6 separate regions of the Mus musculus genome follow, and regions 1, 2, 3, 4 and 6 are each linked to region 5. A link is a loop called in an ENCODE intact Hi-C map of the cell type or tissue named here. Cell type or tissue: heart. All regions are shown on one strand.

Region 1 (5,000 bases), 120 kb before region 5:
CTTCTGACCCATGCTTATGTGCTTTAAAATGCACCTTTTCAATTTTTTATTTATTTTTAAAATTATTTAATTTACATCCGAAATGCTGCCCCCTCCTGGTCCCATTCTCACAGAATCCCTCTACCGCCTTCCACCCCATTCACCTCTGAGAGGATGGGGCCCCCTGGGTATCCTCCTGATTAAGTCTCTGGAGGATTAGGTACATCCTCTCCCTCTGAGGCCAGGAAAAGCAGTTCTCTGATACAAATGTGCTGGAAGCCTCAGTCTAGTCCATGCTCTTTGGTTGGTGGCTTAGAGTCTGGAAGCTCCCAGGGGTCCAGGTTAGTTGACACTGTTGGTCTTCCTGTGGGGTTCTCACTCCCTTCAGGGCTTTCGATCTCCCCCCCCCCAACTCTTCCATAGGGGTCTCTGACCTGAGTCTAATGTTTGGCTGTGGTTCTCTGCATCTGTTTCAGTCAGCATCTGGATGAAACCTCTCAGAAGACAGTTATGCTAGGCTCCTGTCTCAACATAACTAAATATCATTAATAGTGTCAGAGACTAGTGCTTGCCCATGAGATGGGTCTCAAGTTGGGCTGGTTATTGGTTGGCCATTCCTTTGGTCTCTGCTCCATTTTAATCCCTACATTTCTTTTAGACATGACAAAGTTTGGTCAAAAGTTTTGTGGGTGGGTTGCTGATCTTATACCTCCACTGGGGCTCCTGCATCCTTAGTCATCAAGGAATGCAAATGAGTATGACCCAGAGATTTTACCTTACACCAATCAGAATGGCTAAGATCAAAAACGCAAGGGATAGCACATGCTGTTGAGGATGTGGAGAAAGAGGAACACTCCTCCATTGCTGGTGGGATTGCAAACTGGTACAACCACTCTGAAAACCAGTTTGGTACTTCCTCAGAAAATTGGAAATAGTTCTATCTGAAGACTCAGCTATATCTCTCCTGGGCATATATACAAAAGGTGTTTTACCGTATCACAAGGACATGTGTTCTACTATGTTCATAACAGTTTTATTTGTAATAGCCAGAAACTGGAAGCAATCCTGATGTTCCTCAACCAAAGAATGGATACAGAAAATGTGGTTCGTTTAGAGTGGAATATTATTCAGCTAATTAGGACATCATTATAGAACTAGAAAATATCATCCTTAGGGAGGTAACCCAAACCCCAAAGGACATGCATGGTATGTACTCACTGACAAGTGGATACTATACAGAATACCCATGACACATCCCACAGACACAAAGAAGTTAAACAAGAAGGAAGGCCCAAATGAGGAAGCTTGAATCTCACTTAGAACGGGGGACATAATAGTCATGGGAGACAGAGGAAGGGAGGGACCTGGGTGGGAGATAGGAGGAGGGTGGAAATGGGAGGATAGGATCAGGTGTGGGGAAAGTCAGAGGTCCAGAAGCCCAGGAGAATGAATGGAAATCTGCAGCTGGTGGGGGTGGGGGGGTGGGCTTGGGGTGCATCTCTAGTAAGTCCCAGAGAGACCTGGGTTGGGGGAGGCTCCGGGAGTCAATGGAAGTGTCCTTAGTCGAGATGCCTAAAAGCGGGGTCAGGGAACCTAAAACTGCACCTTTTTTGAAACATCCAAATTGATAAAAAAAATTGATAAAAAAAATAAAATCATAAAAAAGGAAGGGACTAGTGGGATGGATTGGTAGAAAAACTGGAAGGGATAGGAGGATGAATATGGTCAAGTACATGATGTACTTGAGTAAAAATATCTTTATGAAATGCATCACAATAAATGTTCCTTCCCCATTTAACATTTCACACGCTTCTTTACCCCGATGAATGTTACTCATTCACCTAAATCCCATTGACACTCAGCCCCACAGCTGTTTTTAACAGTCTTCAGCAGAGGTAGGCATATGCTGCTGTGATGACATAGCAACACTGCACTCCTAACATTTGCACCCCCATGCCTTAAGATCTCAGCATTTACCAACTTTGCTTGCTGCTGGTGATTCTGCCAATCTTGCTGGAAGGCAGCACCCATGTCTATTGTCACATAAAAGTTCTGAGAATTCTAAAAATGGACATTACTGTAAGCCATCATTGTAACACTCTTCTTTATGTTCACATTTTACTCAGAAAGAAAATGAGGCTTGGTAGACAAGAGACATGCTCAAATTCTCATGGCTAATTTATAACCCAAGTGAAAGATGAGCACAGGTTTTTGATTCCCAATCCATCCAGCACTCTGATATCACATACTTTCTATGGAAGATGATGCTAAAATCATCCAAACTTTGAGGCAATCTCTTCTCAGTAGCATACTCACACTGACTAGACTTTTCAGAGTGGTTAAAACATACAATCTATATGCAACAAAAGGGTGTGAATATTACCCTCCACATTTTGTTACCATGACTGCAAATGGAAAATTCAGGGTACTGCCACCACAGAATGCACCAACTTTAGGCAAAGTAATGTATGCTTGGCATTTCTATGCCTTTGAGTAGTTCATATATTGTACTATTTAATAGTATCATATAGCTCTAAGGTTTTTCTTGGAAAAAAAAACACTTAAGAACAAAGGTCCCGGGAAAATTTATCAATTTAAGGGATTTATATGTGTATCTGTTTACTATTGGTTAACTAGTCAGGAGCTGAGTTTTTAAAAAGAGCACATCTGACCTTCCTCCACTAGAGGGAACTCAAAATCACATATACTTTGCAAGGAAGCACAGTATCACTAAGATCTATGTGTGTCTGTATGTGTGTGTGTGTATGTATGTATGTGTGTGTGTGAATATATATATATATATATATATATATATATTGAGGTGATTGGTGAAGACCCTCTTGTTGCCAACTAGGTTCTTATCTTGCCCTTTCCAAGAATGAGGTGGGCAGGCAGCCAAGTGTGTACACAGGAGAGGTACTTTATTATCACAGGATTAACAGCCTTAAATGAGATTAACCAATTTTAAACTGGAAAAACTGGTCTTTGTGGGACTGGAGGGAGGCTGGAGGGGTGGGGAGGGGAATCTCTAGAAAGTACCAGTGACCTGGGAGGTGAGAGGGAACTCATAGAGCCCACCTCCAGTAGAAAGACAGGGCATCAAGTGGAGGGATGGGGTTGCCACCCCACAGTCAAAAACTCTAACCCAGAATTGTTCCTGTCTAAAAGAACTGCAGGGACAAAAATGGAAAAGAGACTGAAGGAAAGGCAGTCCAGTGACTGGTTCAAAGTGGGATCCATCTCAAGAGGAGGCTTCAAGCCCTGACAGTATTACTGATGCTATGGTGTGCTTAGAGACAGGAGCCTAGCATGATTGTCCTCTGAGAGGCCCTACAGAGGCAGATACTTACACTGAACTGAACTGAACTGAAGTCAGGAATCCCTGTGGTTGAATTAGGAAAAGGCTGGAAGAAGCTGAGGAGGAGGGTGACCCCATAGGAAGACTAGCAGTCTCAACTAACCTGGACCCCAGAGATCTCTCAGACACTGAGCCACCAACCAGGCAGCACACACCAGCTGATATGAGGCCCCTGACACACATACAGCAGAGGACTGCTTGGTCTGGCCTCAGTGGGAGAAGATGCAACTAACCCCAGGGAGTGGGGAAGCCTGTGTGTGTGGGGGGGCATCCTCTTGGAGATTGAGGAAGGAAGAATGGAATGAGGAACTGTGGGAGGGTGGATAAGAAGGGGGTAATGACTAGACTGTAAGAAAATAAAAGTCATTAAAAAGAACAATATATGTGAACTCTTGGTAGCTTTGGGATACTAGCCAGAAGTGTTACAGCTATGAAAAGTGTTATGACTATTGTAGGTCTTTGGAGCTGTAGGTCCAAATACTTTCAGTTCACGATTGGGTGGGTCTCTGGATGCAGATCCTGAAGGTACAGAGGTCTTACTGTATTTAGCTGGTTAGAACCAAGAAAAAAGCATCTGGAGACAGATCAAAAGGCTTACAACAAACTGAGAAGCATTTATTCAATACAATCTACAGAATCTGTGAAAGAACAATGAGGAGCCTCCACAATGGAGAGCCAATGTACAGGGGGTCGGGGTACTTACTTCCCCAGTGTTTAGCAAAAAGAACTGTTTTAGGGGGTTCAGCAGCTGGATTTCAGATCTGCTCCTTAAGGTAAAAGTACCTTTCAGGGTAGAATAGGCAACCACCTTCTCCAGATATCATACTGAGGAAGGCCTAAAGGGAACAGGTGAAAAAGCCAATGGAGCAGCTGGTCCTCCACCTTCACTTCCAGCGTTCTCCTCACTTCATTTCCAGGTAAACTCTGAAGGTTTAGGAGAAGATGACAGGGTGTAGTCACCTCTTTCTGAACTAGGAGAGAGCTTCAGGGGTGGTTTGGTAGCAGGACTGATAACTTCCATCTTCTGCAGCTTCCTAGTATAAAAGGTCTAGTCTAAGTACAGACACCATCTGGTGAATACTGGTAGATGTCATGCTCTCTGGCCATGGGATATCTATACAATTTGATTTTGATAGAGAACCAAGAGGGCATCAAGTCAGACTATACTCTTCCCTACAATATAAAGCCCCTGTTACTACCAATAAGGAGAATCTGCATGGAATGGCCAATGAGATGTGAGTTACCAATTTCTTGGCATTATTCAAATTAACTAAGGTTAGTCACTACTGGGTCTGCATGCCCACACAGGACTGCATTATAGGAGGAGGTGACCAAAGAGCACATAACACAACAAAATAGAATGTATATAGTTTAATAGATCATGTTTGAACTTTATAAGTGAACCAGTATTTCCATTTAAACAATGGTTAAACACATATTCCTCTACAATTTCTGAAAGTTCTTCATAGTTTTGCTTTATTGTATGAGAATTTAAGATGTTTCAATCAAATCCATCCTCCAGTTTTCCCCAATCTCTACTACCCCTTGAAGGCTAGCTAATAATTTAATAAACAAATTATAAATTAAAAGCTTAAAATAATGAGTTAGGAGGCAGATTATATGGATAAGTAAAACAAATTTCAGATAGGAGAAAGTAAATGGT
Region 2 (5,000 bases), 110 kb before region 5:
ATGTGGTTTAGAAGTCTTTGGAACTGGGCCATGGAAGGAATATGGAAGTCTGGAGATGTGGGCTCTAGAAACTCCAGAATTCTATAAACAGAACTTAGTGGTTGTAGTGGGAGCTGAGCTGAGAATGCTGTTAGGAGTATAGAGAGTAAAGACTTCATAAAGTTTTACGTGGAAATGAGGACTCTGTAGGGACATTACTAGAGGCCATGGAATTACAGTCTGACCAAAACCTGCCTAGATATCTGGTCTGAAGCTGATTATAAAAGCGGTAGACTAATGTGGTGGAGGAAGTCTCTGGGCAATCCAGCATTCAGATGAAGAATGGACACTGCTGACTGCTTTTAGCCAAGTTCATAATGAAACAGTGAACAAAAAGAGGAACAAAAATGTCTGAAAAACTTGCAGTTTGCTCAGAAAAGAAATAAATGTGTAAAGTTGGTGCCAAGGAAACTTGGAGCGCTGAAGAGATCAGGGTTATTAAGAGGAAGCCAAACACTTTGACTTGGAACAACAGGAAAGATCTCTTGAAAGAATCTCAAGAATTAGGCCACCATTGGAGCCTCAAAAGTGGAAAGTTTCTTTTTTAAAATAATGAGTAATCTAATAAAGGTTAGATCTCTCTGCTTACATACAGCTGACAGAGAATCTGCCTCTTGCCTTTACTCAGTAATTCAGGCATTCTGAGGCCACTGCAGCCATAGCCCAAAGGATCCTGGTTCCTATTAGAACTGTGGTACACTTTGGCATAGTTCATGGGATTCCGTGTTTTCAAGAATGCAGAATACAAGAATTGTGGGAGCTTGGGAATAGCTAATGTCTTCTTGATTTCCTAGAGGCTCACAGCTAAGTGTTTGCATTGTCTCAGATTTGGAAATTGGATTTCTGAACAGGTTTTGTCTGTTAAGACTTAGAGGACTCTGGAAGATAGAATACGTGCATTTTGCAATATGAATTAGATATGAGGTTTGGGGAAGAGGGAAGGAAGGGGAAAGGGTAAAATATTATAGCTTAAGGAGACATATTTGGGTGCCTGGTTGTTGAGAGTAGACTTGTGATTATTGATTTTGATAGTTAGCTTGGTTGGTCTGAAAAGCATTTAGATTAGTAAAGCATATTTCTAGTTATTCCTCCTCAGGTATTTCCAGGAATTAACTATGGAGAAAGGATCCTCCTCCTATAGGTTAGACTCCTAAGTAGAGCAAAGAAGGAATGGGGGAAAGCTCTGTAGTATAAGCAGTCACTTGTGTCTGCCTCCTACAATAATAATGTAAATTACTGACACCCTGCCTGCCATGATGAGCTAAACCCTTTGGCATTCTTGCTTTCCAGTTTTCCCCTCAGATACGTTGTCAGAGCGATTTTACCTAACACAGTAGGTAAAAATGCTAGGAAACTGTACAATACTAACTTAAACAAAACAGTCAGTGAATACCACCTCTGGAAATGATAAATTTGAGCAAAGATCCAAACAGAAGGGTTAGAAGGCCAAGTTGAAAAAGTAAAGCTAGGACAAAGTAACAAGAGATAGGATCAGGGAGGCAAAAGGTTAGCGATGGTGGCTAATTATATATGCCATGTTATTTAAATAGCAGAAACCAGAAAGGCAGAACAGAGAAATTAGAGATATGTAGTTATCTAAGAATTTTCTGCTCGGAACCAAAGACAATGGGTTTCTAGATATAAAAAGAGTTCCAAGCATGATTTTTATAAGAGCCCATAATACAACATATCACTGAAAAAAATCTGAAGGGTTACTGGAGCAAACAGAATATCACTAAAGCTTTCAAAGGAGAGCAAGGGAGCAGGTATTGTCCTAGTGAGATATATCTCTCATTAAATCCTCTCAGCAATTCTACAGAATGGTAAAATGCTATACCTGATTTTTAGATGAAGAAACAGGCAGAGATGTTATATGATATACACATGTCACACAACTGGTAGGTTTGATATAAAGAAGCTAATTGCAATGCATAAACTTTTATATACCTTCTATATTTTTTCAAAACCCTGAGAGATTACATCTGACCAAGAATCATATACCTAGCTACATTACTGTTCAAAGCATAGAATTAAATAAATACATGTTTACATATGTAAAGTTTAAAACAAACAAACAAACAAAAAACCAAAAAATATCTTTTCTCAGGAAGTTACTAGAGAGTCTACTAAGTAAAAACAAAACAAAATGAAAAATAAGAAATACAGGAAACCTAGAAAATAGGGACACTAGCACATAAGAAAATGAGAATTCCTTTAATGACAATCAAGAAAAGCAAGATACAGCAACCAAGGATCCCTCTGCTATCATGAAAAATAATGTACGTACTGAGAGAAGTCACACAGTTCAAGGGCCAGCCTATGGATAAATAAAAAAGACACAAACATCCCAACATGAACTAAGCCAAGCATTTACAACAGGAGTAATAAATAATTATATAAAATCACATTATAGCAACAACCCAAGTATTAATAATTAGAAATGGGGACATAGAAAAATATATGGCATGGACTGCGGGCAGGTGGGGACAGGGAAGGATCAGGTTGTAGGAAGATGGGATGAAGGGGAAAAAGATAAGTATAAATTAAAGAGAAATAAATCAACAAAGGAAAATAAGGAGAAGCAAGAAGGAAAAGAGAGGCAACGTATGAAGCAGTGTGGTGATAATTGATATTTAGAATTATAAAGTCAAGAGATAGTATATGGTGTTAGGTACAAAAGGAACAGTGATAATGCTTAAAGAGGTTGTCTCCAATAACGGAGTGCTGAGGGGGAATGAACTACGACAGAAATTCCTTTTGTGTCATTGCTGAGGTAGTGTGAGTTGATATTATAATCTATGTGGAGGGATGTGGGTATAGTTCTTTTCTCAGAGAAAATTGAAATAAACCCTTTCCTCCCCAAGTTGCTTTTGGTCAGAATATTTTATCACGTAGCAACATAAAAGTAAACCAGAGGAGGCATAAAGGATAGAAAAGGAGAGCACAGCTGTGAATGAACCTACCTAAGAAGTATTTCACTCACTACATTTAGTAATGTAATACCAGGAATCTTGGATAAAACTGCCTGCTTAGGGGAATATTATTTTATATGTTACAAATTATAAAGCTTTGTTTTCAAGGTTAGCAAACTGATATACTATAATGGGGCTAAAAAGGTGTAAAAACAAATTTTTTTTTACTTATTTATTTTTATTTATTGTGGAAGCTATGTTAGAAAAGTTTTGTGTTTGTTTTCCTGTATAACATTTATTTAAAACCTCTTGTCAAAATACTAGAGATTTTAAAAGCATTACCAAAAACAATGCCAATACTCACTTAAGTCTAAGATATTCTGAAATAAATCCACACCTCTATATTGAGTACGGATGGCTCTCCCACTTAAACATAAGTACTCATTTTATATTGTCCCAATTCACGTAGAGTTTGAGCCATTCTTAATGGAGTGCTAAAAACCACAATTAAAAAGGTCCTTTTTCTCATTTTATTTCTTGGTTAATTACAATGTTCAAACAGACCACTGGAAATAATTTCCTCTTAAATTATCAGTTTTGTCTGTTTTATTCTCTTTCTCTCTTTTTAATATGGCATGGGTCTCATTAATGTCATTAGTTGCAGTGCCTGCTGAGAGAAAACGCTGACTTCATGCACATGGAATCAATTTCCTGAATTTTTTTTTAAAGAGCTTTGTGAAGCTACATCTCATATAGTATTTATTTTCTTAGAAGCTTTCCCTGTAGGATATGCTTTGAGTAGTGTGTTAAGTGCTGGATTGTCGATGCAATGAACACAATCTCAAACTGTGTTCATCTTTTGTTTCTAGCTATTTAACCATGCTGTAATTTATGACGTCTGAGGCGGCATATAGAGACCTTATTAAATGTCCTTCCTTAGGAAGGTGGGACACTATATTTTGTGACCAAAGTTACTCTTGAGAGAAAAGAGAGCAGGAAACCAAGAGAGCATGTCAAGAAAGGTATAGGTGGAAGGAAAAGAGGGAATCATATGCACAGCTCAAGAGTGATTATCATAACAGGTCCTGGCCAGGAGGGCCAGGAGGAGGCAAACAAAGCCACAGACAGCCTTTACAGCCAAGTTTGGAGAACAAAGAAAAGGAAACCAAGATATGACCAAGATAAAGAAGAGGTGGCAAAGTTAAAAATGAAAAACCAGAGTTAGGATCCTGAAGTAGTGTGAAGAGACTGTGTCAGACCTAACACAGAAATAGAAAAACAATGTCCACCATATCTGCCCAGTTATTTGACAAATGGTTATAGGTATTTGTAATTCTGGACTACATCCCCACGGACCTACTACATAGGACTTTGAGGAAAAGCTCAGATTTTTATAAGGTGGGGCTTAATAAAAAATAATAAATACTGCAAAATGTGGAGAGAAGTGATATCAGAAAACAAAACAAAAGCAAGAGTGCCAGGTGTGGTAGTCTAAGCCTTTAATCCTGTAGTAGCAGCACCAGCACCTGGAGGGCTGAAGCTGGATTCAAGGCCATAAGATACAAAGGCCAGCCCAAAATACACAGTGAGTCTATGTCTCAAAACTCAAAGACCTAAGAAGCAAAAAGAAAATGCTAGGAGTAATACAGCCAATAAATGGATGTTGAGCTTTCGAAAGGACAGCATACATAAAGGAAGGCAGACATTCTGAATTTATAGGGATAGAAAAGCATCTCAAAAAAGTATAATCAATCCATTGGCGAACATCTTTTATAAATTGTGTGTGTGTGTTTGTGTGTCTTGTGTTAGAGGACACCTTTGTGCAGTTGAATATCTCTTTTCCTTTATGTGGATTCTGCATTTCAAACTTAAGTACTTAGTCTCGCATGACAGGTAGTTTGTTTGTCAGGCCAATTTACTGGTCTTTGTTATCATACTATTTGCTTACATTTTACAACCAGCTATCTAAATATTTTAAACATTGCGATATACTCATTAGTAGGTTTACAAATAATATCTGAACAATATTATGTACAACAGAAACAAAAA
Region 3 (5,000 bases), 89 kb before region 5:
TATCACTATGCAACTAATCCTATGAAGCAAACAAATGAGCATTTCTCAGGATTGTCTCTTGAAAGGTACCACATCGCACTGCTTGAGACGTCGTGTGCAACTCCTTTCCTCCATCCAAAGTCTCCTATTTCTCATGAGGGCCACTGCACCTTCCTTGCTTGCTGGCTCTCTCTTTAAATAACTCTCTTTGTAACACTGTCTAATTGGTCTTAAATATAGACCCAATTGTGCGACTTCCCTGCTTTAAGTCTACCAATGTTTCCTCAGTGATAAAAAATAAACTCAAACTTCTTAGCATCACAGACACAGCATTCATAAGCTAGCTACCATCTCTCCAATAGCACCAACTACTTGCACACTAAGTCAACTAATTCACCACTCTGCACCTCTATACATCCTTTCTCCCACCTTCAGTGACCTACCCCCAACAAGTCCATTTATTAATTCACTGACTCTTTTAAGAGAAGTTCTCACTTTCCCTTCTATGCTACAGTTGAGCAAGTGCCTATTAAAATGCAATAGTTTCCTGTTGCATTGGCAGTAAGTCACTTCAAACTCTATGGCTTTAAACAACATAACATAATTATGTAATAGTTTTAGAGGTAAGCATCTCCAATGAGTCCTAGTAAACTAAGATCAAGGTGTTGGCAAGGTTGGTTCCTTGGGAGGGTCTAAGGAGGAGAGAATCTTGTTTCTTGTCTCTTTAGACTTGTACAGGCTGCCAACATTCTTGAGATACCAGCTGGAGCATCCCAATCTCTAATTTGTCACACTATCTTCTCCTGTAAGTTAAATCTTACTCAACCTGCCTTTTTATCAAACCATTGTCATTAGTTTGAGCCCACACAAATAATCCAGGATAATCTCCCATCTCAAGATCTTTAACCACATTTACAACTTCATTTTGCCATATAAGGTAATATGGCATAATCTTGAATTGTAGGATTTGGATATGAACATCTTTTAGGGGTTAGTGAACATCACTTACCCTTCACACACTGTAACAATAATTGTGTAAAATTTTGATTCTAGATGAATCTACCTTTGCTGCCTTATGGCTTCCTTTATGGTAGGTTGAATTTATCTAACATAAGAAGAAAAAAATAAAGATCTATTAAGTCAATCTAGCAAAGCATTCCTGTGGGGAAATGACATAAAACATGAATGTCCTGGAAATGCAAACATCAGATAATTTAATATCAGTGTTTTAATTCAATCTCAAAGCAATAGAGTAATACAGAGAAATCCACTATTAATGACATGTTCTGAAGACTTGGGGAAATGAAGAAAGTAGTAATTAAGAAAGAAAAAATTGTAGGTAATTGGTAGAAAAAAATTAGAGGTGGGTTGTGACTGGAGAACAGCCTATAGAAAGAGTTCTGCAATGGTCCAGCAATGGGTAAACTTAACGTTCCAACTTAGGTGTTGATAAGAGGGAATGGAGAAAGACAGCAAAGGAATAAGCCTCCTGTTATTACAGAAAGAATAAACTGCTCTCCAGGACACATTATTAGTTTACTACTCTGCAATATGTTGGTTGGCATTTATGTGACACACTATTAAAGGAATCCATTGGATCATACCTAATTCTTCATACTCTTCTTTAAAGTCCTTTTTTTTTTTCAGAAAGAAATTATGGCTTTTACTTTAATATATAGGCCAATAGAATTTTCATCCAAACTCACCTGGTCATTTATATTATTTTACAGAAACTCTCTAGGCAATATTTATGAAACCCTACTATAACAAGTCTAAATGCACAATATGGACTAACACAATATTCTGAATCAAATCATGGGTTTATTTTATTTATATGCATAATGTTTTTGGTAAAATTTTACTTCAAAAACTGAATTTTCCCAGATTGATAATCATCAATACTAACAATTCTAATGTGGATATGCTATGCTATTTAGTTATTAATCATTTAAGGGAAATAAGGAAAAGAAAGCAAAATAAAATGAAAACACTGCCAAGTATTACAGATGGGGTAGCTAAGATACAATATGGCATTAAGCTATCCCATCTGTGTGGGTGCAGGTCATGAAACTAGAAAGGGCTCACAGGGGAAAAAATCTTAAGGGGGGAGGCAAAACCAGAAAAAAGTAAGGTAATGGGACCAAATGTTAAGAAGAAAAGTCTCCTGGGAGAGGAGACTATCGAGAGGGAGGCAAGGGGATAGGGTAGGGCAGCAAAGAGGGAGTGAATAACAAATTATACAAGAAAGCATCATAATGAAACCCAGTAATTTGTATGCTATCTTAGAAGCTAATAATAAAAACCCTCACTATATTCAGCTAAGCATGGTTGCATATACCTGTAACCCCCACACTCTGGAGGGCAAGGTGGAAGTGAGTTTAAGGCCAACCTGAGCTTCAGAATGAGATTTTGTATCAAAAAAACACAATACAACAAAACCACCACTATATCCAGAAAAGCTTCCTGCCCCTACACTACTCATGAATCCAGGCTCTGCACTTCTGCAGGTTATTTACTGCTCTGCACTACTGAAGCTGAACTCAATGCTTTTACAGCTGACCCAACATTAAGGTTTGCCAACAGAGGGCATTGGAGGAACACTAAAGCAGAGGCATTTTGCTCTCTGGTTCCAGTGCTTTTCTCTTAAGGATCCCCTATGTGTATAATTTATTTTCAGTGCTCAGCATGTGGCACCTGTCCATAAGCAACTTCTGAGAACCCTCTTGAGGTGGCTTTGCAGCAGAGTACAGCCAGTAGAGTACTCTGTCTGCGACCAGCTTCCTCAGGCACATCTTTAGTCCGTTTTCTGCACATTCAGAGGTGACCTAATCCCTAAGGATGGTGGCTGTTAAACTCTGGAAGGCAGATTCCCATTGTTTTCTACCAGCAGGATATCTCAGCAAACCTGTGGTCCAGTTAGCTACCACATGCTGTCTCCAACAAGGCTTGAATTTCAGTGGTACTGGGAGATTGGCCAAACGTCTGCCTGAGGCTTCCACTTCAGCCCTGAGAATAGTGGCTAGTCCTTATGCTTGCAAGTCCTATATTTATTTGTCAGAGTTCTAGAATTCTTACTAGCCCATACTACAGAGGGCAATAATTCATAATATTAAACTTTGCCTGTTCAAATACTTGCTGTTTAGCCTCTATCTCTAGAAGGGACTATGCACCTTGGGGGTAACTAATTAAAATGATAAAAAGTATTCAGCAAATTCTTTGAATTCCTGAAACTATAGATATTAAAGTGGTTACAAACAGAAAGAGAATGGCCTTAGAATTTTTCCTTGTTTCAAGATCAAACATTTAAAAATATATTATGAAAGCAACAACTGCAAGTACACTTTCTTTCCTGATTTTTCTCAGCTAACCACATACAGCAGATGTATGTTGTGATCTAACATATAACAGATGTATGTTGAAATCTATTGTGTCTATTTTGATCACACCAAACTAGCTTTGTACTCAGATCTAACTAGTTTCTTACAGAAGAATGTCATGTTGTCTTCAATGCTAGTCTACCACTGAAGATGTGTCCTTACAGGTTTTTTGGTGAACCTAAACCATTTACCAAAACTGAGAAGTGTTTTACAGTTCAAAAGGCAATCATCATCTGTTTCCTTATAATATTCTTAAAAACCATGCTAAAAGGCATATGAAAACAATCTGCCTAAAATAAATTATCTTTTGATTACAAAACTATTAAAAATTCCATTTTAATGAACAGTGCTAGACTGGATTTTAGTGTCTAATTGCAGAGCACAATATATCCTTATTTTAGTCTCTGATTCGGAGACAAATTCTTCACTGTTGTCATATTTATCTTCTTCAATTGAGAACATCTGCTACTTACTGCTTTGGGATGGAGTAAGAACCAAGACCTCACTCAAACATTAAACTAACAGTCTTGAGTTTAAAAATGTATTTGGTATGGGCTGGAGAGATGGCTCAGCAGTTAAGAGCACTAGCGGCTCTACCGGAGGACCTAGGTTCAATTCCCAGTACCCAAATGGCAGCTCACAACTATATATAGCTACAGTTTCAGAGGATCTGACACCCTCACACACATTCACAAAGGCAAAACAAAACAAAACACCAATGCACATAATAATATATATAAAAATTTTTTTAGATGTACTTGGTATGGCAGGATAAAGACAGCCAGAGATTTTTATCTTTCCCATGCAAAGATGGGATCTGTATATTTTCTTCAATACCAAAAATTTCCGACTTTTTAGACAAATGAAGACTGGAAAAGAAACTGCTTGTGGATCATTTTTCTTATTATTTACCACACCACTTGGACTTTTAGTTTTGAAATGTCACATTTATGTGTATGGATTGTCTAATAGTTGCATTTTCACTCAAAATATGTCTTTACATTAAAATAGATTATATCATTTTTCTAAATAATAGTACTAATGTTATTAAATAACGGTAATTATTATTATTTTAATCATTATGCTTGGTGACAAGTGCCTTTACCTGTGGAGCTATCTCACTGGCCCCATGTCAGAAATATTTTAATATAAACCCACTTAGTTTTCATTTGGTAGAAATCTTTTACTCATCTCATGCTCATAAGTACCGATTTTATGTAATTGAAAAACATTAGATGATTCAATAAATTTTAAATTTGTATTGCCTTACAGAAAATTACATATTATAATTATTTGAATATTTGTTTTTTATTTTTGCCATCTATATCCTAATTTTGTATTCTATAGCATGATGATTTAATTAAGACTAGCGAGTTTTTGAGTGGCATCTCACATTAAACTGTGTTCCCATTCTGGACTTATAGCTAGGTAAGTTATTTCCATTTGAAAGCTCCACTTTCCTCTTTGTCAACTGGACACAAGAAGCCCAGTTGCTGGGAGAACTAAGGAGATAACGATAAAGCATTCTCTTAGCAAAGAGCTTGGTATTTAGTGTGTAGTTTGTCTTCTTATTAATGTCATTACCTTATATAAATATATGTTACATCCCAGTTATTCTGCATAACCACATTCTTGTATCATCTT
Region 4 (5,000 bases), 130 kb before region 5:
ACCGGATTCTGGAATAGCTTAATCCACACTGCAGCTGTAGATGCATTCTCTTTCTGGGCCAGTAGGTGGAGGCATACACAAGTGTACCAGCATTGCTCTGTGAGCCATACATAGGATCACAGTTTAGAGTAGTTTTAGAGTAACCTCTTTCTGGTTTGATCCTTTGAATCCAAAAGATCAAGAGGTAGAGAAACTGAGCAAAGATAGCTGTGAAGATAGATTTATAAAATAATGGTAGAGAAGAAGAGTTTGATATTTCTATTTTGGTTCTGGCCTTTTAAGAAGAAATCACTGTTAATTTAGCTGTGAATTTATAATCTACTTTCAGATCCCTAGAGCTCATAAAAAAGTTCTAAATTTAGATAGCTGTCATTTAAGATTCATGTTCAATTAGGAAAAACTGAATGTCAAGTTAATAAGATATGATATTGAGAAATTATTGGTGATTTTGTTAGGCATGATAATAGTGTTATCATTTAAAACAGGAGTGTTTCTGGTGAAATGAAACTGCTGTAGCAATCTACAGTGGCAAATGATAACAGGAAAGGATAGTTTGAACAGAGAATGACAAATGTTTTCATAACTGCTAGAGCTCAGTGCTGACTTTCGTTATATTAGTCTCCCTTTCATTTGAAAATTCCCAAAACAGAAGGTGAAAAAAAGAGAATAGCTACATTCTATTAATTTAGGCTAAGATTAGGATTAGGCTATTGATAAATGTTAATCTTTAATGAGATGTCATCTTCAGTCATTGGATTGTTTTAATCACAACAGTATATAAAATCAGCCACAAAAATCTCATAAGGACTGCATCAATACTAAGAAGCCCAAATCCTAGATTTTATGACAACAAAGACCATCTTCTCTCTACTAGTGTTATTTTAGGGCCCTGATACAAGCAGAATGGGGATCAAAATTTAGGTAAATTTTAACATGTTGCTTTCTTTGCTTGTCATTTTAAGATATATGATTAAATCTGCTTTTAGTTCCCTCAGAATAAAAATATGGATAGAAACAGAGTTCTTGAGGGAAGAATAAAATTAAACCAGAAAAGTGATTTTAAAAGAATCATCTTAAAATTGAGTGAGAAGTTAGAGATCCTCTCTAGTCTCAAAGTAAGGCCCTCTACCTTCAGCCATTTTGGATGGCTACAGATCCTTTTGAGTGCAAGGAGGCAAGTGTGTGCCCTGTGAAGGGAGGGGTTGATGGGGTGAAGGATTTGTAAGAGCAGGACAGGGAGGAGAGGTGGGAGGGGGCTGCAATTGGGATGTAATGTGAATTTAAAAATTGACAGTGGCTTCATTCCTGGACTAAATCTTATCATTAGAGAACCTTTCTTACTTAAAGGTGAAATTTGTCTCTTGTTGATTCTAGTGGTGGCCTCTAATGCCACAGTGAACAAGCACATATTCTTACAGATCACAGTTTTTCAAATAACTGCAGATACTGATTATGTTTTCCCTATATAGGTATCTTAGAATATGAAAATCAATACATTTATGGGCATCTATGATTCCAATGATATTTTTAAGGTGTATTTATTTGTATTTATATGAATACACTGTAGGTGGGGTTGCTGAGAACTGAACTCAAGACCTCTGGAAGAGTAGCCAGTGCTCTTAACCTCTGAGCCATCTCTTCAGCCCAACTTCAATGTGTTTAAGAGCTCTTCCATGCCACAGCACTTCATTTGGGATTTAAGTATGTCTAGAAGTACTCAAAAGCCTTTCCAAGGGACATCTGAACTAGATTTTTTTTTTTAAAAAAATTACCTATTATTATCCTGAGCACCACACTATGCATGTGGAAGTCAGAGGACAACTTCCAAGAGTTGCTTCTCACTTTCTACTTTGTGGAGGCAGGGTCTCCCTTGTTTCTGATATACTCTACTTCAGGCTAGCTTGCTTGACAGCTGCCAGGCTATTATGTGGTGGGGATTTAACTCAGGTCATCAGAACTGGGCAGCACGGCCAGAGCTTTTACCCAGTGAAGCCATCCTGCTGGGCTCCAGAACTAGGATGTTTTAAAGCAATTAATTTCCATTTCCTCCCTTACCATAACCTAGTCTGCCTGAAAACAAATTCTATGGTGTTACTTTTCCTTTCATATTTCTGGATTTACAGTCTGCCTTCTCAAAAGAGCAAGTTCTCTCCCCTATCCTCTAAAGTCTGCCTATCTTCACAGACAGTCAGGGAATGCAAAGCCCCTAGAAGTAGCCTAGAAGCAAAGCCTAGCCCTGAGGAATGAAAGGAGCTCGCACCTCATAGCTAGATAATGTGTTCATAAGAGAGCTTGGACTATTTTAGAATTTAAAATCAACACTTAGACGAATGTCATTGGGATGTCTATTAATGTTTTAATTTTATTTTAAAAAAAGTTAGACTTTTTTCTTTGACAGAAATCAAGTCTGACTGGCTCTATGACATAGGATTTCCTTTGCTAGGTAGATCACATAGTACATACTTCCTTAAATGTGAAGGAAATATAGCTAAAAGAACATTCAAAGTGTTGAAAGAAATTTTCTTACAATAAAAGATTTAATTTTTATTTTAGATTTTATTTTATACATAGGTATTTTTCTTGTATATATGTCTATGTACCACATACATGTCTGGTGCCTACAGAGGCCAGAAGAGGGCAAGGGATCTCTTGCAATTGGAGTTACAAATAGTTGTGAGCTGCCACGTGGGTGCCAGGAATCTAACCCAGGTCCTCTCCAAGAGCAGCCAGTGCTTTTAACCTCTAAGTCATCTCTCTAGCTCCATAATAGAAGTTTTTATATATCAACTTATAGCAGACCCAGCTCAAAATTCTAGCATGCTAGAAGACGGTGACTCTACCCTAATGGACTTTCCGCGTGTTTTTGTTCTGGTGATCCTTTTCTATAAACACTGCGGTGTATTGCTAACCATGAATACTCCAGGGTGAAAAAGTAGTGTGTAAGGGTGGGAGTGTGGCTTTGTTTTGAATTCTATATACTTTCTAATTAATGTGGCCTAAGATTCTATTTAGGATTTCTAAGCTATTGCAAACAACTAATCAAAACATTTACATCTTTCCCAGTAAAAAGTCACTTATGTAGCTGAACTTTTCTTCAATTTGAGTTTCTTTGTTTCAGTTCTTTAGATTCAAACTTCTACATAGATAGGTAAAGTATTAGTGAGCCTTCTATAGGGTGCAACTTGTAAAATGCCTCCCTGAGGTTCCCACTTCTTGCTATGTAGGTCTTGGTATGTGAGCTTGATCCAATGACTCATTTCTAGATAATACAATATGCCAGAAGAGATGTTGTGCAACTTTTGGAATTAGGTTCTAAGGTTGATGTCTATTTTTGTTGCTTGCTCTGTCAAAGCTAGTAGCCATCCTAATTTATGAAGAGGTCCAATGACAAGGGACAAAGGAATGCCTCTGGCCAATGGCTCTTGGGAACTGAGGTCCTCACTCATTACATGATTGCTAGCAGCCATGTGAATGAAATTGGAAGCACATCCACCCTCAGTAGAGTCTTAAGATGCTCTGGCCCTTAACTTAGCATCTTGTGAGTGATCTAGAGCCAGAAGACTTATCTAAGTTGAACTTCATTCCTGATGCTCAGAGAGTGAGGTAATACATGGATATTGCTTAAAAGTCACTAAAGTTTAGAGTAATGTATTATGAAGCAATAGACAATGAATACATGAATACATCATCTTATTTTGATATCTTGAATAGTGAAGCTGGTTATCTTCCTTTTTCTATTTTCCTAATCAAAGTCATGGGTTAATTTTAAATAGAAAGAGATTAAAGACAAAATATTGAATAATGATATCCCATAAAGCTTTACATAATCTCTTTGAACATTTATCCAAGCATCTATAGATTATTTAGTTGTGCTTGGCTCACACTGCTCCATCTTAAACAAACTTATGTGACTGTCAAAGTGAAGTAGCATATTGAAATCAAGACACTGTTAGTGGAGAAGTTTCCTTTTATGGCAATATGATTACATAAAAAGAGAAAGTTATGTGTGTTATTATACATTTTGAGTTGCCAGAGAGACTTTCTATGTGGAATCCTCTACTTTCATCTTCCTCTTCTTCACTAAGATCCAAACTCAAGATTTTGGGAGACTCTAGGTCATTTTAGAGCCTCTTCTCTGAAGAGTACTGACAATGTAAGCGTACTTGGTATGGCCAGCTTTTGTTGCCTTTGCCATTTGTCCTTAAATGAGAAAGTCCTTGTTTTTTACCTGTGACTCCAGGTCTCTTGAATCAGATGAGTCCACAACTGTTGCTAAACTTGAAGAAAAAGGTGTTAAGATTTTCTGCAACCAATATCACTTAAAACTTTACTCGAGAAATAAAATGTCCACTCACAATTCAAAAACCATGTAAAGCATCCCATCTGAGCTATATGTCTCCAACAGCTCTACAATGTGTGGATGCTTCAGCATATGACAGATACTGGCTTCCCGCTTTAGATCTGCAAAACAAACACACAGCACACTTCATTAGGTAGGAACAAGAGACAATTAGAGTGAAGGATGAATGAATGGATGGATGTGATCTATGGTAACATGAAGACTTCTCTGTCTAAAAAGATGAAATCCCCCATTTAAACTAAGCTTATCTTCTCACCCTTTCACATCTATGGCAATACAACATTCCATCTTTGTCAGCTTCCATCCAGATATGGGAGGAAGCTTTTACTAATAAAGGTTCTCATTCCTTTGTGCACAGAATCAGCTTGTCCCAAAGTAAAATAAGTGCATGTATATTCCCACAAACTCTTCCAGTCAAGTTTCAGCCTCCAAATTGATAACTTCTCCTTGATCTGCTGATAAGTAACTCAATTTATTGTTTTGAATTTTACCTTTATCTTACTTTTCCTTAAGCCAGATAAGAATAAAATATAGCACTTAGAGACATTTCACAGAATTTATGTGGAATATAATAAGAAATAGTATGGTTTACACAAAAAGGCACTGTTCCCACAGCTAAAGTTAGGATGAATCAACTGAT
Region 5 (5,000 bases):
ACTTCAGGCTCACAACAGCTACAACTAAGATACAACAAGTATCCCTCACTCTCATAGCCATTTGTGTGGTTTTTGAGAAACATCGAATTTCTCTTTTTTGTGTCCTCACAACAATGAAGAAATGAAGGAGATTTTTGAATTTTTTTCTCTCTAAAATTGTGGCAGTAGGCTGTGGATATTAAGCACTTGAAATATGACTAATTGAACTGAGGCATTTTGCATTCTGCTTACTTGATTAAAATTTAGAAATAGTAAATTCAGTTAGTGGAAAACTTTTATGTACGTTTGGAACAACTTGAATATGTGAATCTATTTTTTTTTTTGCACATGCAAATTTTATGAAACCTAAATACAGATCAAATACTTCTGGTAAAAAATTAGCTTAGCGTCAAAATTGAGATGTTCTGTTAGTGTAAAATATACATTGCATTTCAATGGTTTAGTAGGAAAAGATATACAGTATGGCAAAATTTTTTCATGCTGAAATCACTAATTATATATAATGTATTACATAAATATTTTACGAAAATTGCACCTTTTTGTTTGAAATCTTTCTAAAGTGCCTACTAGAAAATGACAAATTACACGTGGCTCTCATTAAATAGCTTTTGAACAGCGCTGCTCTGAGCACATCCACAAAGACTGTACCAGACACATTTGGACATCCTCCTCTTAACAGATAGGCTGGTCACTGAACAATGGGGCAAGGAGCATTTGGGTCTAAGAAAAGAGTGTAGCAAGCTCTACCCACAATTTCACCATGTGAGCCGTATTGTAATATCTCAACATGGAGGAAAAAAAATCAGTTACCCGTACTCAAAAAATTGAAACTGAGTATAGTGCAGACAACTTAAAAGAGCTAGAGCCAAATGCTGTCTTGGTTTCATTTCCCAACTGCGGACCTTAAAATAGACAATAAAGCACCGCTTCCAAAACGAAGTAAAATATTCTAATACTAGCCATCTAACGAGCCCTATTAAATAAGCAAAAATCGCTCTTAAATCTGATCTCAACTTCCAAAGCCAGAGAATACACGCTGAACTAGGAAATCAACTTCAGATTGCCAGCATTTCCCTCACAAGCAAATTAGCAGGATTGTGCACTTGGAATACTGTTTGACAAGAATGAAAAGGAAACAATTCAAAACAGATTTCAGGACTGGACAATTAGATGAGGAACTGCAGATTTAATTCTCAATCAGGACTGTGATTAATCTGATTCCCTGCTTTTCCCTAGTGTAATTATACAACACAGATGAAAGGATGAGCATTTGGACTGTCAGTTCTATATTCTAGACCAGCCCGGTGACTCAAAGCAGACGGCTCTACCACGCTAACCACCATCCCAACAACAGTGGAAGGGAGCCTCGAGCACTGATTGTACAGTCATTGCATAACGAGGCATTAAAAATTTGGGTGCCCCCAACTCTTTCTATGTTTGTCTATGGCAGGTGAAGAATTTGCTGAAACTGGACGCATCCGTCTTCAATGACCCTCTTAAATCCGGGCATGGGGTGAACACAAAGGCATCTGTCTAATATCCTGGCACAATAGACACACACCCCACAATTAAAAACCCCGGACGCGCTCTCTCGCTCTCTCCACACAAGCTCATGAAATGCAGGCTGCTCTTTTCGTGAAAGGTCTATGGTACAGGAAAGGTAACAAAAACCCCAACTGTTCCCAGGAAGCAACTACAAAATCGGTCCTGCCACGTCCCTGTGTAACCGTCAGATAAAATGCAGGGAGCCCGCCCCACGCCTTATGGGGTGGCCGACCGGGGCTCGGTGGCCTCCACGCATTACTAAGAAGCCCCCAGACCCATTCCTGGCAGGAAACCCAGGTACACGTCTAAAAATTCTCCAGGGTGAAGAGAACGAGGGAGGCAGAGGGGAGGGAGAGAGGGCAGGGGGCAGGCCCGGAACGGGTGCGGGAGGCCCCGGGCATCGCTGAAAAGCATTTTTCCACACTCCCGCTCCCTCGCGTGGAGACTCACTTGCCGATCACCTCGCATAGCTCGTACACATCCTCGAACAGCACGTCGTCGTCGGCCATGGTCCGAAGGGGACAGCGGCCGCAGCGTGGAGGGTTCTGAAAACTGGGTTGGGGGCGCCCAAGAGCTCAGTGCCCGGCTCCGGGCTCGTGTCCTCCACTCAGGACCCGCAAGCCCTCGGTGCTGAGGAAGCTCGACTGGGGCCGTGAGGCCCGGAGACTGCAGCGCCTTTCCTCTGCCGGCTGCCGCCCCGGCGCGGGCGGCGGGGCCGGGGCGTGGGAGCGAGGGCGGCCCGGGCCCGGCGCCGCCCGCCCGCCCGCTGCTCCTCGCGCGGTGGCTGGCGACCGCGCTGCCGGGGCGTGCGGACCCTCGGGGACCGCGAAGCGCCGCACTCTCCGCTCGTCAGCCCGCGCGGGCCGCGAGGCCGCGACCGCTCCCTCTGCCCGAGACCGGCTCCGGCGCGGCGCGGGGCAGCTCGGGCTACAGGGGGGGCCGCGGCAGCACCATGGAGGGAGGATCGTCGCGAAGGGAGGTGGTGGCGGCTGATCCGCGCTGGGGACCAGGAGGCGGCGGCAGAGACGCTCCCTCCTCCTTCTCCTCCTCCTCCCGCCGCCGCCGCCCTCCCGAGTGTGGGAGGGGGCTTCGCGGGATGAGCGTTCAGTGCGGGCGGGAGCCGCGACCGCTGCCTTCAGCTCCTCCCCTCAGCCTCAGCAGCCGCCAGGCTCCCGAGCCCGAGCACCCGCCTGGCGCGGACTAACCCTCCTCCCTTTCGGCCCGCACGGCAGCGAGACCCGCAGGCCCCGCCCCTCCAGCCCGTTGGGAGGCGTGGACCGCGGAAGGAGGCGGAGGAAGGGAGGGGGAAAAAAAAAAAGCGCTCCCAGTGGCGCCTGCGCGCAGCGCCCGCAACGTCACGAAGAACCGGCGGGCGCGGGGAATCTAGAGGGCGCTGGGGGTCGGCTAGCGGAGCTGCCCGGGTTGCGGGTTGCAGCTGCTGAGGTGGGGCTGGTGGAGGTCGTCGCCTCTACTCCCAAGCTGCGACCAAGTGGAGAAGAGGGGCGAGGGACAAAAGGTCCATAGCAGTCTGCACGTTCTTAGACGGCGTGCTCAGCACTCTGGCAGCTTTCCCTCTTCTTTCGTAATCTCAGAAAGCCGTTCCCCAGGTTTTTGCTGGGGGAGGGGGGAAACGCAGAGAAAAGGTTCTAATGAATGAAAAAGCCTGAAAGGAGGTGGAGAAAGATTGTCACTCAAGACCGTGTTTGGCGGCGGTGGATGCTTTTAGTGCCACCTTGCCATTCCTTAATGAAGATGAGGGCTGGGGGAGGGGGAGAATTGTCCAAGGAAAGGACGGAACAAAAACTGCAGAGGAAGGTGTACAACAAGAACAGTGAACTAGCGAAACAGCTTCGCCTGCCACCCGCTCCAAACTAACCAATATCTATGCAGTTTCTATTGCTGCTAGACAAAACCTAGAGACGGACCAGGAAAAGAGTGTCGTAAAGAGACTTTAAATCCATTGAATATTGTTCCTCAGCACCAGCATCTGCTTTGTTCACTCCCTATAAGTGTTGGAGTTCTTAGCATAAAAAAATGTCACTAGAAGGAATGGACGCACAGGGTCAGCCGCGGAGTAAGGCTGTGGGTGTTGCCGCTGTGCTAGGTTGTATGCAATATGAAGATTTCTGTTCAACTGAGCATGTGCAGAATGAGCCAACGCCACCAGACAGGTATATGCCTTAGTTGAAGACCAATAAAAAAAGAAGTCTTTGTTCCTCCTCATAGCAGAAGTGTCCAATTAGTTCATAAGTCAGCTCTCCAGAAATCATCTGTTAAAATTCTCAGCGCGGTATTTTTTAAACTAGTATTTACCAAAGTGCAGGGGGCAGGGTGAAGATAAAGCCCATTTCCTTTAAACAAAACAAAACAAAACAAAAAACAAAACGATCTGTACAAACCCTTAATCACTCCCTCGAGAGCCTGGCTGATTTGCTTGCTAAATATTTGGGAGCTAAACCTTCTTTCCTTTTCATTTCTTTCTTGCAAATCAGGGGAAATATAATTGCACAAATAGGTTTTCCTCCTTTCCCAAAGATTTTGTGTTTTCTCTAAAGAATGGGCTTCAGAGCCCAAAACACTTTGTCTTCTTTGGGGGCCCAACAGTTCCAAGTCGCTTACCCCAACCTATCATGTCTACCTGTCACCCAATGAATTCGGAATCATCCACTCTCCTCTGAACCCCACGTCACCTTGCCAGCCTAACTTTCTTTCTCCTGCCAAAACATGAGCTATGCTAAGGTTTGTCTACTTCATTTTGGAGTTTATCTTTCGTGGAGAATTTCTCTCAAAAGTACAAACGGATGATTATTAAGCAGAAAAGGAAACGCAGGTGGAAAAAAAAATAAGGGCAAGGCTAAGCATGGTCTCTGTACATGGAGCGCTGGTTTCGAGCTGAAGAGTCTTAGTGGCTAAGTGGTCCAATTTCCTTATCTCCAGCAGTGGGGGGTTTATAGGTGGATTGCCATACCAAGAGCTACGCCACACCTCCACTATCTGATAGCAGTTGTTCTAGGTTTGCTGTGGGATTATGCTTAATCTTTGTTGGAGAGGTGGATTCATTAAACTAACCAATACACAACCCCCCCCCCACACACACACAGAGGTTGGCCTAATCTTATCAGCTCTTGACACTTCCTAGTCAGTCCTTGCTTAAATGATTCAAGATCTTCTAATCACCACCAAGTTTTTAAAAAGTTCCCTCCAGCTAGGACTTATATCTCCTAGCTCCTAGGGTGATCTATCAGTTACACAAAGGCTCTCAGCAACCCACAGCTCCTAGAGTTTGTATCATGGACTAATGGCAAGTGGAAATTACTCTCTGCTTCCAGGATGAAAATAACCAAACCTTTTCGATGAAGTTATTTATTTCCTAATTTTCTTCCAAAAAGCCAATATTTTATTCTAAATACAAATGGTTAGCTATCAATAATTTAATTCTGTTTTAGTTAAAGGAA
Region 6 (5,000 bases), 600 kb before region 5:
GGGTGGGGGAAAGATATAGGAAGTCATAGTGCCCCCCTACACACACACACACACACACACACACACACACACACACACACACACACACACACAACATTCTTGAATCTGGGGTATAGCTCAGTGGTAGTGTATGGTTAGTGTGTGAGGCCCTGGGGTTGATTCACTAATTGGTAGCGCCACAAAACAAAAGAAAATATGCATAACTATACTATTGTAGAAAATACTTAATCTCAATTGGGGTTTCTACCCCACTTTTGATAATTCAATTCCCAGATAAGAAGCACACACCTTTTATATTTATAGCAAGCCTTAACCAGCACTAGCATTGGGCAGATATCTACCCTTTAAGCTATTAGAATCTCTAAAGTATAATTTGCCAGGCTCTGATGGGCTGATCTTTACAACTCACTTAACCCTTCTCCTCCTCCTCCTCCTCCTCCTCTTCCTCTTCCTTGTGGTTCCCCTCCGACCCCAAGCCCCGCCTATCTCAGTTCTGCCCAGCTATAGGCTGTAGGCATCTTTATTCACCAATTAGGGATAACTTGGTGGTGGTGGTGGTGGTGGTGGTGGTGGAGTAAGGTTACATAGTGTCACTTGGGTCAAAGTGCAGATTCTCCTTGGAGCAAGTGGGCCTGGGAGGGAAGTATTTAGCATTACAATACATAGAAACCGACCAAACCTCAGTGTTACTACTGCGCTACGTCCTCAGCCCCCAAAACTGTATCCTATGAAAGACCATCAGTTAATTTTGTTAAATCTCTCTAATTTCCCGTTTATTCCTGATGAATTTAACTCCTGGTAGGCAGGAGGGACCAGCAGGCAGATCCTCTCTTTTCTCAAGTCTCAGCGCTAAGAAAATGGCCTCTAGGATCTAGTCAGGATCCTGTTGTGCTTCTAGCCCCCAGCCTTGGAGCTATCGTATTTGCATACCACTTAGCAGTTTCTGTTGCCTAAAACTCACTCTCCTATCTTCCCCTCCCCACTTGCCAATGTTTCCTGGCTCCTGGAACTGGTCTAACTGCCCTTTCTAATGCTGACACTCTTCAATACATTCTTCACGTTGTGGTGACCAAGAAGTATAACATTATTTTTGTTGCCGCTTCATAACTGCAAATTTGCTACCGTTATGAATTGTAGTGTAAGCATCTGTGTTTTCCGATACTCTTGGACGACTCTTATAAAAGGGTCTCCAAAGGGGTCTCCCCCCCCCCCCCAGGTTGAGAACAACTTCAAAAGCCCTGCAGCTTGTTTGTGTCTGCAGCTGTGCTTTACACATTAGCATGCAGCTCACCTCACTTGCCTTAGTCTCACTTCTGGGCTCAGTGGAGGCACCCTTCCCTTGCAGAGTGCCCTTGCCTCTGGCATTCTTGCTAGCTCTAAGTTCCACACCGGGCGGTGATTTATGGATGGCCAATTCCTTAGGATCCTGTGAGTCTGGCCAAGTAATTTGGATTCAGTGCGAGGGGGACATTTTAAGCCAGGCAATGACAAAACCAGGCAGTATTTTCTGCAGACTTATATTTCCTGTCGGAGAAAGAACTAAATTAAATGTCCTTTACAAGCCGTGAGACCCCTGGCTTCCTCCCTGTAACTGGTAAACCCTTCCTACCTTATCGGTAAAGGGACAATATGCTTATTTAGGCTGGCATTCCAAAGCATGGCCAGGAAGTCATCCCCGCAGCCCCAGCACCACAAGATGGATGGCAGGCAGCACCGCGGGGAGGAAAGCGGTACTTAGAAGACATTGGAAAAGCACATGCGATCGCTGTGAGCAATCTGCTGGCGAATTTGGAAAATTAGATGAAAGGGACAATCTTCTGGGTGTAAAATAACAGCACTAAGAAACAGAATATCAAGGGCCAGCCAGATATTTCAGTGGATAAAGCTCTCATAGTGCAAACGACGACCTGAAACCGACATAAAGGAGAAAGCCGACTGCACAAAGCTGTGTTCTTTGATCTCCACATGCCCTCCCCCACCCACTCCCTCATCACGCAGGAAAAGAGACACACGAGCTTTTTTTTTTTTTTTAAATTAAAAGAAAGAAATGGAGTAACAAGCCAGGCATGGCGGTACATGCCTGTAATTCGAGCACTCAGACGCAAAGGCAGGCAGGAGGAACACGAGTTTGAGCCTAGCCTGGCCTATATAGTGAGATCTTGTTTTAGCCTTCTCACCATCCTGTCCAGCTTTGTCTCCAGCTAAGATCTTGCTCGACTTTGCTACCCACCACTTTTCCTGTGCAGCTGCCGCTGCCGCTGCGGCGCGGCAGAGTATCCCAGGGTGCCTCTCCTGCCCAGTTCATTTTGATGGCGCTATTAGAACCTACATATGCAAACGAGACACAGTAACAAGATCAGAAAGAAAGTGGTTGAACTCCCTTGAAAGTATAAAGCCAAAAATCCTAAGTATATCAGGAAGTTGTGTTCAGGAGCCGGCAACACGCCGAAACTCTTAAGATGGAGTCGAGGAGATGCTGGGACGCAGGGTCTAGTCCTGAGTTCCTGGTGAGATCAGGCTGAGTCTACACGCAGAAACCATGTCCCTGCCTGGCTTTTCCCGCCTCCAACAGTCTGCTGAGAGTCCTCCCTCAGTCACTCAGGCAGAACTCAGATCCAGGGCTGTGCAGTGGGGGAGGGATTTGTGCCCCCCTTGGGGGAATGTTGGGGGCAGGGGTGGAGCTGCGCACATGCGCACACTCATGCCCTTTGTTCCTCTCGATCCTCAAGTCTCAGAACACAGTAGTGATTATGGGTTTATTTCTCCCCAAGGCGGAGACCAAGTCTCATAAATATTTCTTTCCTCTCTCCAGCCTGAAACGGATGAGGCCAAAAAGATTCTGGCTTGAAGGAACTCCTGGAGAGGATTTGCAACTGCTGGAGCTACTGGGTACAAAGAAAGCCTTTTGGAATCTTGGTTTAAGCTGTGTAGGAAAACGAAAAACATGACCTAGTTAGTTTCCTTGGGTTGTCACATGCCAGCTAAGCCACTAGAATGCAGACTGGGATCTCTCTGATGGATTGCTGCTTGAATGTTAAAGTAATCTCTGAGCTGTTTTAGGAAAGGGTATGGCCACTCTCAGCCAGTGGGAGAGAGTGCTGCTGGAGCTGACTCCACGGCCATCCGGAGTCATTAAGGTTAGGACTATGGGGACATTGCTCTAGGGTTGCCTGTAGATTAGAGGGCAGAGCCTCATACAGAGAACCAGGAAGGCACTAAGTAAAACAGAAGACGAAGCTGGGTGTGGTGGCGCACACTTGTAATCCTAACACCGAGAAAGGAGAGTTTGAGTTCTATGCTAGCCTTATTAAAAACGCGCCACTAAAAAGGAGGAAGACAGAAGGCTGCCCACAGAGTGAAGGGTAGGGGCAAGGTGGGCAAGAGTAAGAGTGCTAGTTTTTAAGGATGTAACCGGATCCGGATGCTGTTTATGTCTGACCGGTAAATAATGAAGACACTGTTCCCATTCAAGTCCATTCAGTTGGGACGGTGAGACGGTGAGATGGCTCAGCCTGTAAAGGTGTTATTTGCTGCCAAGCTCAACTGCTTCACTTTGATTCTCAGGACTCACATGGTGGAAGGAGAGAACCAACTGACTTCTGTAAATTATCCTGGATGCCTTACTTGCTCTCTCTCTCTCTCTCTCTCTCTCTCTCTCTCTCTCTCACACACACACACACACACACAAACACAAACAGACACACAGACACACACACCGTCTCATACACACACATTTTCTGTCTCTGTCGCTCTTTCTCTCTCTGTCTCTGTTTCTCTCTCTCACACACAGTCTCATACACACATATTTTCTCTGTCTCCCTCTCTCTCTCTCTCTCTCTCTCTCTCTCTCTCACACACACACACAGAGAGAGAAAACCTGTTATTAAAAAAAATAAAATCTACTCAGTGGCCTTAAACTGGATATAATAATTTTGTGTAAACTTGTCTGAGCCATAGAGTACCCAAATATTTGGCCAAACATTATCTTAAGTGTTTCTCTGAAGGCATCTTTTGATAATATTAACATTTAAATTAATAGATTTAAATTAAGCAATTGCTAGGCAGTGGTAGCACACACCTTTAATTCCAGCACTCGGGAGGCAGAGGCGGGTGGATTTCTGAGTTCGAGGCCAGCCTGGTCTACCGAGCGAGTTCCAGGACAGCCAGGGATACACAGGGAAACTCTGTCTTGAAACCCCGCCCCCCAAAAAAGTTAAATTAAGCAAATTGGCTTTCTCAATGTGGGAAGACCTCATCCAATCAATTGAGAGCTTCATTACAGTAAAAAAAGCTGACATGCCCTATACCCTTAAAAGCAATTCCTTCTTCCTGTCTTTGAGCTGGGAGGAGTATATTTGTCTTATTTTGCTCCTGATTTCAGACTCACACTGAAGCATCAGCTCTCCCTAGGTCTCCAGTTTGCTGTCATTTGGACTGGTATCACACTATTTGCTCTTGTAGGTCTCAGACCTTTGGACTGAGGCTGGAACCAGGACACTAACTCTCCTGTAGCTCAAACCTTTGGACTTGGGTTAGCACTATGTCACTGACTCTCCCACAAAGCACAGTGCAAATCTGGGGACTTGTCAGCCTGCAGTGTTATATGTATGAGCCAACTAACATGTACATAACTTTTACTGCCTGTGTTTCTCTGAGGAATCTTGGCTTCTACATTGGATAAGTAAACCCCATTCCTCAATAAATATTCCAACAGATAGCGTGCCTTTTCAGTTTGGTCAGCAGTACTGTATTTTGTGGTTCTGGGGATGGAAGCCAGGTGCTGCTAGCTACACCCAGTAACCCCATGAAAACTCTGATAGGGCCCCGAAAGTCACCAACACAGCCCCCTTCCATAATTAGAACAGCCTGTCCAAGAGAATCTTCCTATCTCTCCCCTCTCTAGCTCACATCCACTTGGATTTGGTATCATCCAGCAGGAAGTGGGTGTGGCTTCCTGTCAATTTCTCCACCTTGTACTTCCTGCTCCCCAAGTTCTCGAG

The links. Peaks named below come from ENCODE experiments on the same cell type or tissue, not always from the same donor. Only the 100,000 strongest peaks of a DNase experiment are listed, where the experiment ranks them.
Region 1: a loop joins it to region 5, with 2.7 times the contacts of the local background. A loop is called at or near these places in 14 of 42 quality-filtered maps.
Region 2: it touches region 5 in a loop (2.5-fold over the local background); 6 of 42 quality-filtered maps call a loop at or near these places.
Region 3: it touches region 5 in a loop (1.9-fold over the local background); 2 of 42 quality-filtered maps call a loop at or near these places.
Region 4: a loop joins it to region 5, with 3 times the contacts of the local background. A loop is called at or near these places in 12 of 42 quality-filtered maps.
Region 6: it touches region 5 in a loop (4-fold over the local background); 2 of 42 quality-filtered maps call a loop at or near these places.

Annotation. Positions count from the first base shown.
Region 1 is chrX:13,727,364-13,732,363 of GRCm38, forward strand. The region is part of intron 2 of Cask (calcium/calmodulin-dependent serine protein kinase (MAGUK family)); the gene reads right to left. Among named protein-coding and RNA genes, the nearest start is that of Gpr82, 69 kb to the left of the region's middle. In heart, a CTCF peak has its summit at 2,640 (motif pointing right); no DNase peak of the experiment used is centred here.
Region 2 is chrX:13,734,531-13,739,530 of GRCm38, forward strand. The region is part of intron 2 of Cask (calcium/calmodulin-dependent serine protein kinase (MAGUK family)); the gene reads right to left. Among named protein-coding and RNA genes, the nearest start is that of Gpr82, 76 kb to the left of the region's middle. In heart, no CTCF peak of the experiment used is centred here; no DNase peak of the experiment used is centred here.
Region 3 is chrX:13,754,879-13,759,878 of GRCm38, forward strand. All of the region lies in intron 2 of Cask (calcium/calmodulin-dependent serine protein kinase (MAGUK family)), which reads right to left. Among named protein-coding and RNA genes, the nearest start is that of Cask, 89 kb to the right of the region's middle. In heart, a CTCF peak has its summit at 2,569 (motif pointing right); no DNase peak of the experiment used is centred here.
Region 4 is chrX:13,710,311-13,715,310 of GRCm38, forward strand. It overlaps Cask (calcium/calmodulin-dependent serine protein kinase (MAGUK family)), which reads right to left. Exons shown (of 27, transcript NM_001284503.1): 3 at 4,356-4,461. Among named protein-coding and RNA genes, the nearest start is that of Gpr82, 51 kb to the left of the region's middle. In heart, no CTCF peak of the experiment used is centred here; no DNase peak of the experiment used is centred here.
Region 5 is chrX:13,844,013-13,849,012 of GRCm38, forward strand. It overlaps Cask (calcium/calmodulin-dependent serine protein kinase (MAGUK family)), which reads right to left and starts at 2,544. Exons shown (of 27, transcript NM_001284503.1): 1 at 1,996-2,544. The coding sequence starts at 2,054. In heart, CTCF peaks have their summits at 2,062 and 2,886; DNase peaks (open chromatin) are centred at 1,759 and 2,759; H3K4me3 peaks cover 3,805 bases; H3K27ac peaks cover 2,180 bases.
Region 6 is chrX:13,240,271-13,245,270 of GRCm38, forward strand. All of the region lies in intron 1 of 2010308F09Rik (RIKEN cDNA 2010308F09 gene), which reads right to left. Among named protein-coding and RNA genes, the nearest start is that of 2010308F09Rik, 5.0 kb to the right of the region's middle. RefSeq lists an enhancer at 561-3,723. In heart, no CTCF peak of the experiment used is centred here; DNase peaks (open chromatin) are centred at 2,651 and 4,951; H3K4me3 peaks cover 2,297 bases; H3K27ac peaks cover 3,471 bases; H3K27me3 peaks cover 2,150 bases.